Linked DNA regions of Homo sapiens: region 1 is linked to region 2. The links are chromatin loops, found by intact Hi-C in ENCODE. Cell type or tissue: CD4-positive, alpha-beta T cell. All regions are shown on one strand. Region 1 overlaps TMEM252-DT (TMEM252 divergent transcript). Region 2 overlaps TJP2 (tight junction protein 2).

The links. A loop is a pair of places that touch in the nucleus more often than their neighbours do. Peaks named below come from ENCODE experiments on the same cell type or tissue, not always from the same donor. Only the 100,000 strongest peaks of a DNase experiment are listed, where the experiment ranks them.
Region 1: a loop joins it to region 2, with 23 times the contacts of the local background. A loop is called at or near these places in 6 of 110 quality-filtered maps.

What each region holds. Positions count from the first base shown.
Region 1 is chr9:68,581,802-68,586,801 of GRCh38, forward strand. The region is part of intron 2 of TMEM252-DT (TMEM252 divergent transcript); the gene reads left to right. Among named protein-coding and RNA genes, the nearest start is that of LINC01506, 38 kb to the left of the region's middle. RefSeq lists an enhancer at 2,853-2,942. In CD4-positive, alpha-beta T cell, CTCF peaks have their summits at 2,806 (motif pointing right) and 3,007; a DNase peak (open chromatin) is centred at 2,820.
Region 2 is chr9:69,190,745-69,195,744 of GRCh38, forward strand. All of the region lies in intron 1 of TJP2 (tight junction protein 2), which reads left to right. Among named protein-coding and RNA genes, the nearest start is that of TJP2, 19 kb to the left of the region's middle. In CD4-positive, alpha-beta T cell, CTCF peaks have their summits at 2,589 (motif pointing left) and 2,795; a DNase peak (open chromatin) is centred at 2,587.

The sequences.
Region 1 (5,000 bases), 610 kb before region 2:
CAAAAAAAACCAGCTATGCCTCAGTGTGCCCCATGGGATCAGGCTGAGACTGGGACTTTCTCCTGGCATTGCTCAATTGCTTGGCTTCTTCCTCTACTCCACCCTGCCTCCCCACTCCCTTAGCAGTTTCTCCAGGAAGCACTTCCTTAATAAATCATATGCACCCACATTTTTGGTTAAGTGTCTGCTCCTAAGAAAACCCCATCTAAGACAAGCACCTTCTATGCACCAGGCACTGTGATTGTGTTCCAGTAGAAGAGGCCACTATGAACAAATTAACCAATATGATTAATGTATTTTAAAATGCTACTGGGCATCACGTTTCTCTAATGAAACATATGGTGTGTCAGCCAGGAGATGGCATACTCACTTTGGGTAATTCGAGAATAGTTTTGTAAAAATATTGTTTATAAAGGTATGGGCAGGATATAGGGAAATCACAAAGAGGAGTGCAACGCCCCAGCACTAGCACCAGCAGGGTACCAGAAACCCCTCCAGAGAGAAGTCAGCCTGACTGAAGTTACAGCCTTTGATCAAGAGATGGAACCAGAACAAGGTGACCTGGCAGGGGGTCCAGGGAGAAGAAGGGCAGAGTATGGGTCTGCGCTGGTTAACAAGCTTTTCAGCACATATGGTGTGTAATTGCCAAAAGTTACCTGAATATAGAAAATAATTTTTATAGACCACCTACTGACAACTCATGGAACACTGGTGTTTTGTAGGATTCCATTTAACACTACAGGAGAGCCCTGTCTGAAGATGATTTCCTTAAGGAACAAAACATCTCAATCTGAGAACTTTTTCTGTTACAAATATCCCCCATCCCACTGTCTCTGCCCAAGTAACAGCCTATTTCCATGCAACAAAGCCAGCACCACATTAAAATAGGACCACTCTTGATCTCCCTTGTGTATGGACTCTCAAAAAGTCAAACTCACAGAAGCGTAGAGTAGAATGGTGGTTGCCAGAGGTCAAGAATAGTTGAGAGGGGTACAAAGTTTCAGTTAGACTGGAGGAATAGGTTATGGAGATCTATTATACAGCATGGTGACTATAATTAATAACAATGCATTGCATACTTGAAAATGGCTAAGAGAATAGATTTTAAATATTCTCACCACAAAAAAATAGCTATGTGGGGGTGATGAATATGTTAAACCACTTATTTAATTATACCACAATATATACATACATTAAGACATCATGTTGTATACTGTAAAGGTATGCAATTTTTATTTGCCAAAAGTAAATAAATAGCTTATTAGGAAAAAAAACATGACCATTCTATCTAACTCCCACTGCCCTGTCCTGGATCACCCGCCGCGATCTCCAGGTGCCGCATTACCACTTCTCACCTTGACATTTGCACCCTTGGTTACAGACATACACAACCTTGACTCTGGTTGAGATTCTCCTCCACTTATGCTGTCCTGGGCAATATCCGCTTAGCATTCTGTTTATCCACACCTGCAGAACTTTTTTTCTGAAACCTCAGTCCTATGTAGCACACGGCCCTCCCCACCACCAGGGGACAGCGCTTCCAGCCCAGGGAGCAGAAACCAGGCCAAGGAGGCAAAGATGAAATCAGGCAGGGGACGGTGGCTCACGCCTGTAATCCCAGCACTTTGGGAGGCCTAGGCGGGCGGATCACATGAGGCCAGGAGTTTGAGACCAACCTGGCCAACATAGGAAACCTTGTCTCTACTAAAAATACAAAAATTAGCTGGGCGTGGTGGTGCACGCCTGTAATCCCAGCTACCCCGGAGGCACAGGCAGGAGAATCGTTTGAGCCCAGGAGGCGGAGGTGGTAGTGAGCCAAGATCGCACCACCGCACTCCAGCCTGGGCAACAAGAGTGAGACTCCGTCTCAAAAAAAAAGAAAAGAAAGGAAAGAAAGGAAAGAAAGAAAGAAGGAAAGAAAGAAAGAAAGAAAGAAAGAAAGAAAGAAAGAAAGAAAGAAAGAAAGAAAGAAAGAAAGAAGGAAGGAAGAAGGAAGAAAGAAAGAAAGAAAGAAAGAAAGAAAGAAAGAAAGAAAGAAAGAAAGAAAGAAAGAAAGAAAGAAAGAAACCAGGGCTGCCTCCAAAGCTCCCCGCTCACAGGATCAGCTGCCCGTCCTAGAGAAATTTCTTTTTAACACTTTCATTCTTTTAACTCTTTCCCACTCACTGGATAAGGATTACATAGGCACTAAAAGGCATGCGTGTATTTAGAAAAGACATTTCGTATTTTGCAAAGGGGAGAGCATTTCCAGTATTGACGGGGGTCTGTTTATTCTGTTGATAAATTAGAATTATAGCAAGCTTTGTTACCTCACTTCTGATCCCACAGCAGGTTAGAAGGAAGGAAGAGGTCAGGAGTGGTGTTAGAGACTGGCAGCAAGACAATGAGGGAAAAGGTGAAAATGGAAACAGAAATGAAAACCCAGAAAGCATTGCAGGCTGCAGGGAGTTCGCATGCAGGCTTCATAGTGGAAAAAAAAGTAGAACTGTGATCAGATCTCAGCAGCTTCTGAGCATTTACAGCTGTTTTTCATGGGGCCGGAGCCAATTTTTTAAAAGGAAAAATCTGAATCTCTGAGAAAATGGTTAATGTCGGTCATTGTACTCCAAGCAGGCAGCAAAGAATGCAATGCATTTTTAAAAGACATACAGCCCTAAAAGAATGAATGAGAATTGACTCGATTCTGCTTTTAGGGAATCTTTGAGGGAGAGGAGGTAATTCGTCTTTAGCATCTTTCACGCAGGCCCCGCTGGTCTTTGCCGGTCTACAAAGACCTCCTCCTGCCCTCCACAAGAGGGCGCCAGAATTCCTAGGACAGGACCCGGTCTGTGGTCAAGAGACCCGATGAAACTCGACATGACCACTAGAGGGGGGCAGTGAGGTCCTTAAACTGCATTCTGAGATTCCAATTTGTATTTGTTTATGTCATTTTAAAGATGCTTTCATCTAAGAGACATGCTTTGTCCTGTGTGCATGATGCCAGTGAAAAATGTGCTCTTCAAACCATGGGAGCACACTTCAGTTCAGCATTTCCATCGCATCAGGGCTGGTCTGACGTAAGCAGGTGACTTTGGCGGGAGGTGGGGGGATTGGGGGGCAGGGAGGGGGTGCCAGGTACTCTTTACCCAGCAGAAAAGGCATTTTGTTCTGCTCAGTCTATCCACAACAGTTTGCAGGAAACATTAAACCTATTAAAGTGTGCCTTGTTTCAAGAATGCATGTAGGTCACGAACAACTGCTAAAGATCGATCCTTGCCACTTCTTTTTGAGGGAATTGGAGTTAATACAGAATATCCAAAGATAACAGGAGGAATCAAGTCGGGGTTGATGTGCCCCCACCCCCCACCCCCAAGCAAATGAATCATCTCTCTTCCGAAGGAACCGTTCCATCCAATAGCACCACCTAAAGACCCTTTTGGAAGACTGCGGTATGCTCCACTGGAGTGCTCTGAAAATAGCCCTGTAGTGATTAACGTAAGGACAAGAATGATTCTGCTGGGATTTGTTTTTCAAGCACCCTGTTTTTGTGGCCAAGAACACATTCCTTGAATGGATACACTTCAGGTTGTTATATAGACAGTAGTGGGGGATTGGAGAAGGTTTAAGATGTACTTCAACATGGAATAATAAGCGATCATTTTTCAGGGGTCCCCAACCCTCGGGCTGCAGACCGGTATGGGTCCGTGGCCTTTTAGGAACAGAGCTACACACAGGAGATGAGTGGTGGGCGAGCGAGCGAAGCTTCATCTGTATTTACAGCCGCTCCCCATTGCTGGCATTGCCACCTGAGCTCCACCTCCTGTTATATCAGTAGTGATGTTAGATTCTCATAGAAGTGCAAACCCCATTGTGAACTGCGCATGCAAGGGATCTCGGTTGCGTGCTCTTTATGAGAATCTAACTAATGCCTGATGATCTGTCACTGTCTCCCGTCACCCACCCCCCCACCCCCGCCCCACCGCCGATGACACGGTCTAGTTGCAGGAAAACAAGCTCAGGGCTCCCACGAATTCTAAATTATGGTGAGTCGTATAATTATTTCATTATATTTTACAATGTAATAATAAGAGAAACAAAGTGTGCAATAAATGTAATGCACTTGAATCATTCCAAAACCATCCCCCACATCATCCCTGGAGAAATTGTCTTCTATGAAACCAGTCCCTGGTGCCAAAAATGTTGGGGACCACTCCTTTAAATGATGCTGAGGAGTACATTGACATAGATGGACAGTCGCAATATGTTGCTAAGTTTAAAAAAATAGGTTCTAAAACAGCATGACCCCATTTGTGTAATATATGTGTGTATACATACATTTTTAAAAGTCTGACAGATATATCCTAAAATGATTATTCCTGGATGGTACAATTATAAGTAATATTAAATATTTCTCATTTTTCCCTCCATTTGGTTTATCTGTATTTTCACATTTTATCTACCCAACCATGTATTACATGTGTAATTTTTTTTTAAGTTTGCCAACACATGCACTTTATATCTTTTTTTGGTATTAAAAAAGACCCAGTCTTGGAACTTTTTTACACTATTATCATACACTAAAAGAATTTTTACCATTCCACGTTAATAAGATAAACACAAATTCCTTCAATATATTATTCTCCCATTTTATATATGTATATACAGACTTATTAAATAAGCATTTATTAGCACTTTAAAGAGTTATTTTTAAGGAAGAGATAGAGTGATTCATCTTTTTGATTGCTCGCTTTCATCTAAGCCAAAATGATACATCTATAGAAACATTATGGGTGAGAATCAGAGTACACTCCTTTTGTTACTACATATATATAGTGTATATATAGTAACAAAACATATACTATATGTATGTATGTATACTATACTATGTACTATACATATACTGTATATTTACATATGTTTCTTAACCTTACTTTTACTAATAAAATTTCTTAAAGGGAAACCTTTGAAAGAATCATACTTGACTTCAATCATAACCTAAAGATGTTCTTTCAGGAAATTCT
Region 2 (5,000 bases):
TACTAAGTTTTGCATAAATTGAGTCTGGTGGTTGGCAAGCTACATATAGCCAGCTGCGTGTTTGTTGTTTTTTCTGCCTGCTAGCTAAGAACTGTTCTTGCATTTTAAATGGTTATGTAAGTATCTATATGATCTCCGTGATTTTGCCTCTTGTAGTGGCAAGCCTAAAATATTTATTGTCAGGCCCTTTGAGAAAATGTTTCCTGGCTCCTGCCTCAGACCTCCTGGAAGCAGGGTGTTGGCTTGATTTGTCTCCTGTTCTGCAATCTGGGAATAGTAGATCAGGATGCTGACTTGTGGGAAGATGCTGGCTGCATGAGATGCCCCTGTCTGCAGTCACTCATAGCTTGGAAAAGCAAAAAGGAAAAAGGGTTGGATCTGAGCACTGACAGACAGGTTTGCTTCTGGTTTCAATGTAGTAAGGTGACCTGATAACAAGGGCCACTTGAGAAGTTGCAAATGCAGATTTCCTCCGTGTTAGGTGGTGACCAATAAAAGCATATTTTGTTTTTAGGATGTAGAAAGGCTATAAAACTGCAATGTCTTTGTATCATCAAACATTTCTGTGTTTCTGATGTTTCAGATGTTCCTATTTCTCTGGATTGCAGGATTTCAACTTTGCAACATGTACTGTTGTGTTTCTGAGTTGTTGACTATTTCAGTTCCAAACAGTTCGTTATTTCCTGTCAGAGGAAACTTCAGAGTAACAATAAAGTGCTGGTGTGGCTTCAAAGGCTTGGAGAAATGAAAAGCAGTGGAGAAATTTTGTGAGGTTCCTTTGGCTTAGAAGGTTCAGAAAGGCTTTGAGCGAATGAATGTATGTATCAGTCACTGTTACTCCAGGTCCGTTAGCTGTTTCCAGACCTTTCTGTGTCCTAAAAACAAACATCATTTTGAGGGTGGGGACTGTGTCCTATGTTGACAGGTCTTTGTTTTCAAAGTCTGATGTACAATAGAGACTAAACGTTCAATGACTGAATGCAGTTCATTTTTAAAATTTTTTTTTTTTTGAGACAGAGTCTCACTCTGTTGCCCAGGCTGGAGTGCAGTGGCATGATCTCAGCTCATTGCAACCTCCACCTCCCAGGTTCAAGCGATTTTCCTGCCTCAGTCTCCTGACTACCTGGGATTATAGGCACGTACCACCACGCCTGGCTAATTTTTGTATATTTAGTAGAGACAGGGTTTTTGCCTTGTTAGCCAGGCTGGTCTCGAACTCCTAACCTCAGGTGATCCACCTGCCTCTGTCTCCCAAAGTGCTGGGATTACAGGCGTGAGCCACCATGCCCAGCCGTATGTTTTAAATCTTATATTAAGCTTATACCACTGTTGATTGCCGTTGCTACAGTGGGGCTTATATTAATATTAGAAACACCCCTCATTTGAGTGGTACTTTACAGTTTATAGCAACCTCTACATAAAGCTGGGCATGGTGGCACATGCCTGTAATTCCAGCTGCTTGGGAGACTGAGGCAGGAGGATTGCTCCAGCCCAGAAGTTTAAGACCAGCATGGGCAACATAGCAAGAACTTGTATCAAAAAAAGAAAAAAAAAACTTTCATGTTAAATTCTCACTTGATCCTCACCAAGAACCCTGTGAGGTGAGTGTTATTCACTGGATGCTTAGAGAACCTAGAGATCATACAGCTGGCTAGTGCGTACCAGGAACTTGAACTACTTATAAACTGGAGCAGTCGGAGAAAGCTTGGTGTGTTTGACATTGTCTGTCTCTTGGTCTCCAGGCCCCAAGAGGAAGCAAAAGCCTAATTCATCTTGGCAAATGCTGTAGAAGTTCTTGCTTGGATTTTCTTTCGCTAGACAGTTTTTGGTGGTGGTTTGTTGCTCTCCTTCAGATAAACATTTCTTGATAGTGCAGTTTCTTCCTTCAATATGTTCTTATTCTGGTGTGTACATCCGTTTCTCAGAATGTTTAGTAAACATTTCTGTTGCATACCCTAATGCCAGTTTCTTACCTACTCCTCAGTAGCGTGCTGCAGCAGTGGCTTTGGGACCTGGTGTAGACATTATGGGTTGCTTTATTCATTCCTCACAGTGACAAGGGGATCTTGATTGGTGCTAAGTCCTTGGATGGTTCCCTTGGCCTCAGTGACTCTGAGAGAGCCATCACTGCAGGTGTGATCAGTGCCAGGGTCTTCCTTTCTTCCTTCTCTCTCACTTTTTTTTTTTTTTTTTTTGAGATGTGGTCTCACTCTGTCACCCAGGCTAGTGTCCAGTGGCACAGTCTCAGCTCACTTGAGCCTCCTGGGCTCAAGCTGTCCTCTCACCTCAATCTCCTGAGTAGCTGGCACTACAGGCGTGCGCCACCACACCTGGCTAATTTTTGTATTTTTAGTAGAGACAGGGTTTCACCATGTTGCCCAGGCTGGTCTTGAACTCTTGAGCTCAGACGATTCACCCACCTTGGCCTCCCAAAGTGCTGGGATTACAGGCATGAGCCACCGTGCCTGGCTTTTATTGTAATTTTTAAAGTCTATTTCTAATTTCATCTAAATTATGTTTTGAAATTTTCAATTCGTAGGGAACCGGCAGTCTCTCCCTTTTTATTTCTGCATGACTGCACCACCTAGTGGATAATACATCTGTTACCAGGCAGTGGCCTTTGATGATTTCCTATAGCTACAAATTCTACAAAAAGGAAAATTGGGTGCCTTTTTATGCTTTGAAATCACATATAATTTCTGCCAGTAATTTTTGTTTCTAGGCAAGTACGGACTTTTTGAGAGGAGCTTAATAACGTTTAATTCAGAATTAAAAAAAAAAACGTCAGCCCATACCTGAAGTTTCCCGTGTCACCAATGGACTAAGGATGCAGACTGTCAGTTTCACTCAGTTTATGTGATAATGGCATACAAGATAGAATAATGAGGTCTTTTTCTAAGTTTAGAAACAAGGCTATTTCAAACACCTGAACTTTTTTTTTTTTTTTATAACTTGCTTGAATTTCATCTGCTGTGTTTTATTAAGTCAAAAGAATTAGGAAGGCTTGTTGATTTTTGCATGGCTTTGGCTCCACATTTGATACAGGAAACCTCACCTTTCCCCTCCCTGTCTCTTGTCTTTGCTGCCCCCTGCCTGGATGGAGTATGTTCCAGTATGATGGAGCAATTGTTTCTTTTTGTCTGTTGATTTCCATTAGGTGCAGTGGGCATTGGTCATTGTGCTAAGTATACCATGCAAGAACACATTCAGTTATTACGTTTATGGTATTTTAAATATGTAACATACTTATGCAGTTGAAACCATAAATTGTAAGATTTTTAGTCTTGTCCATAGATTAACGGTTTAAAATAAAATTATTGTGTCTCTTACTGACAGCTGGTTAAATCAGTATTTTCAAAGTATCAATTTACTAAGTTTTGTCATGTGCCTCTATAAGGAATTCACAGTCTTCCTCTGCGCTCCCACAGCCTTTTTATTTTTCCTTCCCAGGAAAAATTTTAGAGACACCAAAAGGATTCTTAAAGTATAAAAATGAATTTCACTGTTTTTGAAAATAAGTACTATTTTTTTCTTAATACCTGGCATTCTGCTCATGGTTGCAGCACTGTAAATTGCTGAAAGTTATAGGTCATTACACATGAAGAGGCTTAAAAATGCCGTTTGATCTATAGTTAACTACAAAATATGGAGGGGGAGCTATATGCACACAGTGTCTGCCATAGCATTAGTTATACTAGCAAAAAAAAGGAAATGGCTTAAATGACTGCTAGGGATATGGTTAATTATATAGTAAATATTGCTATTTACAAATTTAAATTAACTAAAATTAAACATTGCATTCTTCAGTTGCAGTAGCCACATTTCACATGTTCAGTAGCCACATGTGGCTAGTGGTTACTGTGTTGGACAGCACAGCTATAGAACATCGTCACCATGGTAGAAACTTCTGTTGGAGAGTACTGCTAGACAGGTGCTTCTCAAACATTATTTTCCCCGTCACCTCCCTGATGGGAGGTGCTTCTCAAACGTTAATGTGCATATTAATCACATAGGGGCTCTAGTTAGAATGCATATTTTTATCAGTAGGTCCAAGTTAGGGCTTGAGATTCTGTATTTTTAACAGGCTCCCAGGGGTTGGCTACGTAATACCCAAAGGGTGGGGTTCTTGCCTTTATTCTCCAATTCTAATAGGAAAGGCATGTGTTTGAAGCTCAGGACTCCGTATGTAGGCTCACTGGCTTTATGGGATTAACCAGGCTCATTGCTAGGTGGTACTAATGTGTCCCTCTTTTCTGTGGGAACCATCATCTGATGGTGCCCCAGGTCTGGGAGGGAACGATTGACCTTGTGTGTTTCCTATGGGGCCAACCTTGATGGTGACATTTAGCTGAGCAGCTCTAATAATTGTTTTTTCAACCTGCCTTTTTGACAAAGCCGTTTATGATTATCTTTATCTTGGTGCCTATTATGGGGGTGGTGGTTTGTATGTATGTTTGTTTTTTTAAAGTGAAGCTATGTTTTAGTGTTATATAAGTTTAGTCAGGTTTAAAATTATAGGGTACACAGGGCTGTGCCTGTGTTGCCAAATTAGCACCTTCCTTTTGGCTTATTAATGGCTTCTTTGTAATTACAAATAAGAATGATCTGTTTATAGCTTAGCTTAGTGTATCAGAACTAGGAACATAGAGGTCTTAAATGTAACTATCAGCTGATTTTTTTTTTTTTGGTCTCATATCTTATGAAAATTGGACTCATGCAAATTTGCATTCAAATTGTGACCAGGCACCTGTTAGCTGTGGGGCCTTGCCATGGGCAAGTTCCTTGAGATCTCAGGCCTTCTATTTTTGTATGTGAAAAAAGCAGGAGTAGGGTTAGGGTATAGGGTTTTTGGAGGATTAATAGGCAATAGCCATAAAATACTTAGCACGGTGTCTGGCATATTGTTAATGTCCAATCAGTGATGATGTGTTTCAGGCCCCCCCTTTTCCATGGTGTTCACAAAGGCGTAGGCATTAGGGAGCTTGTGCATATATACCAAA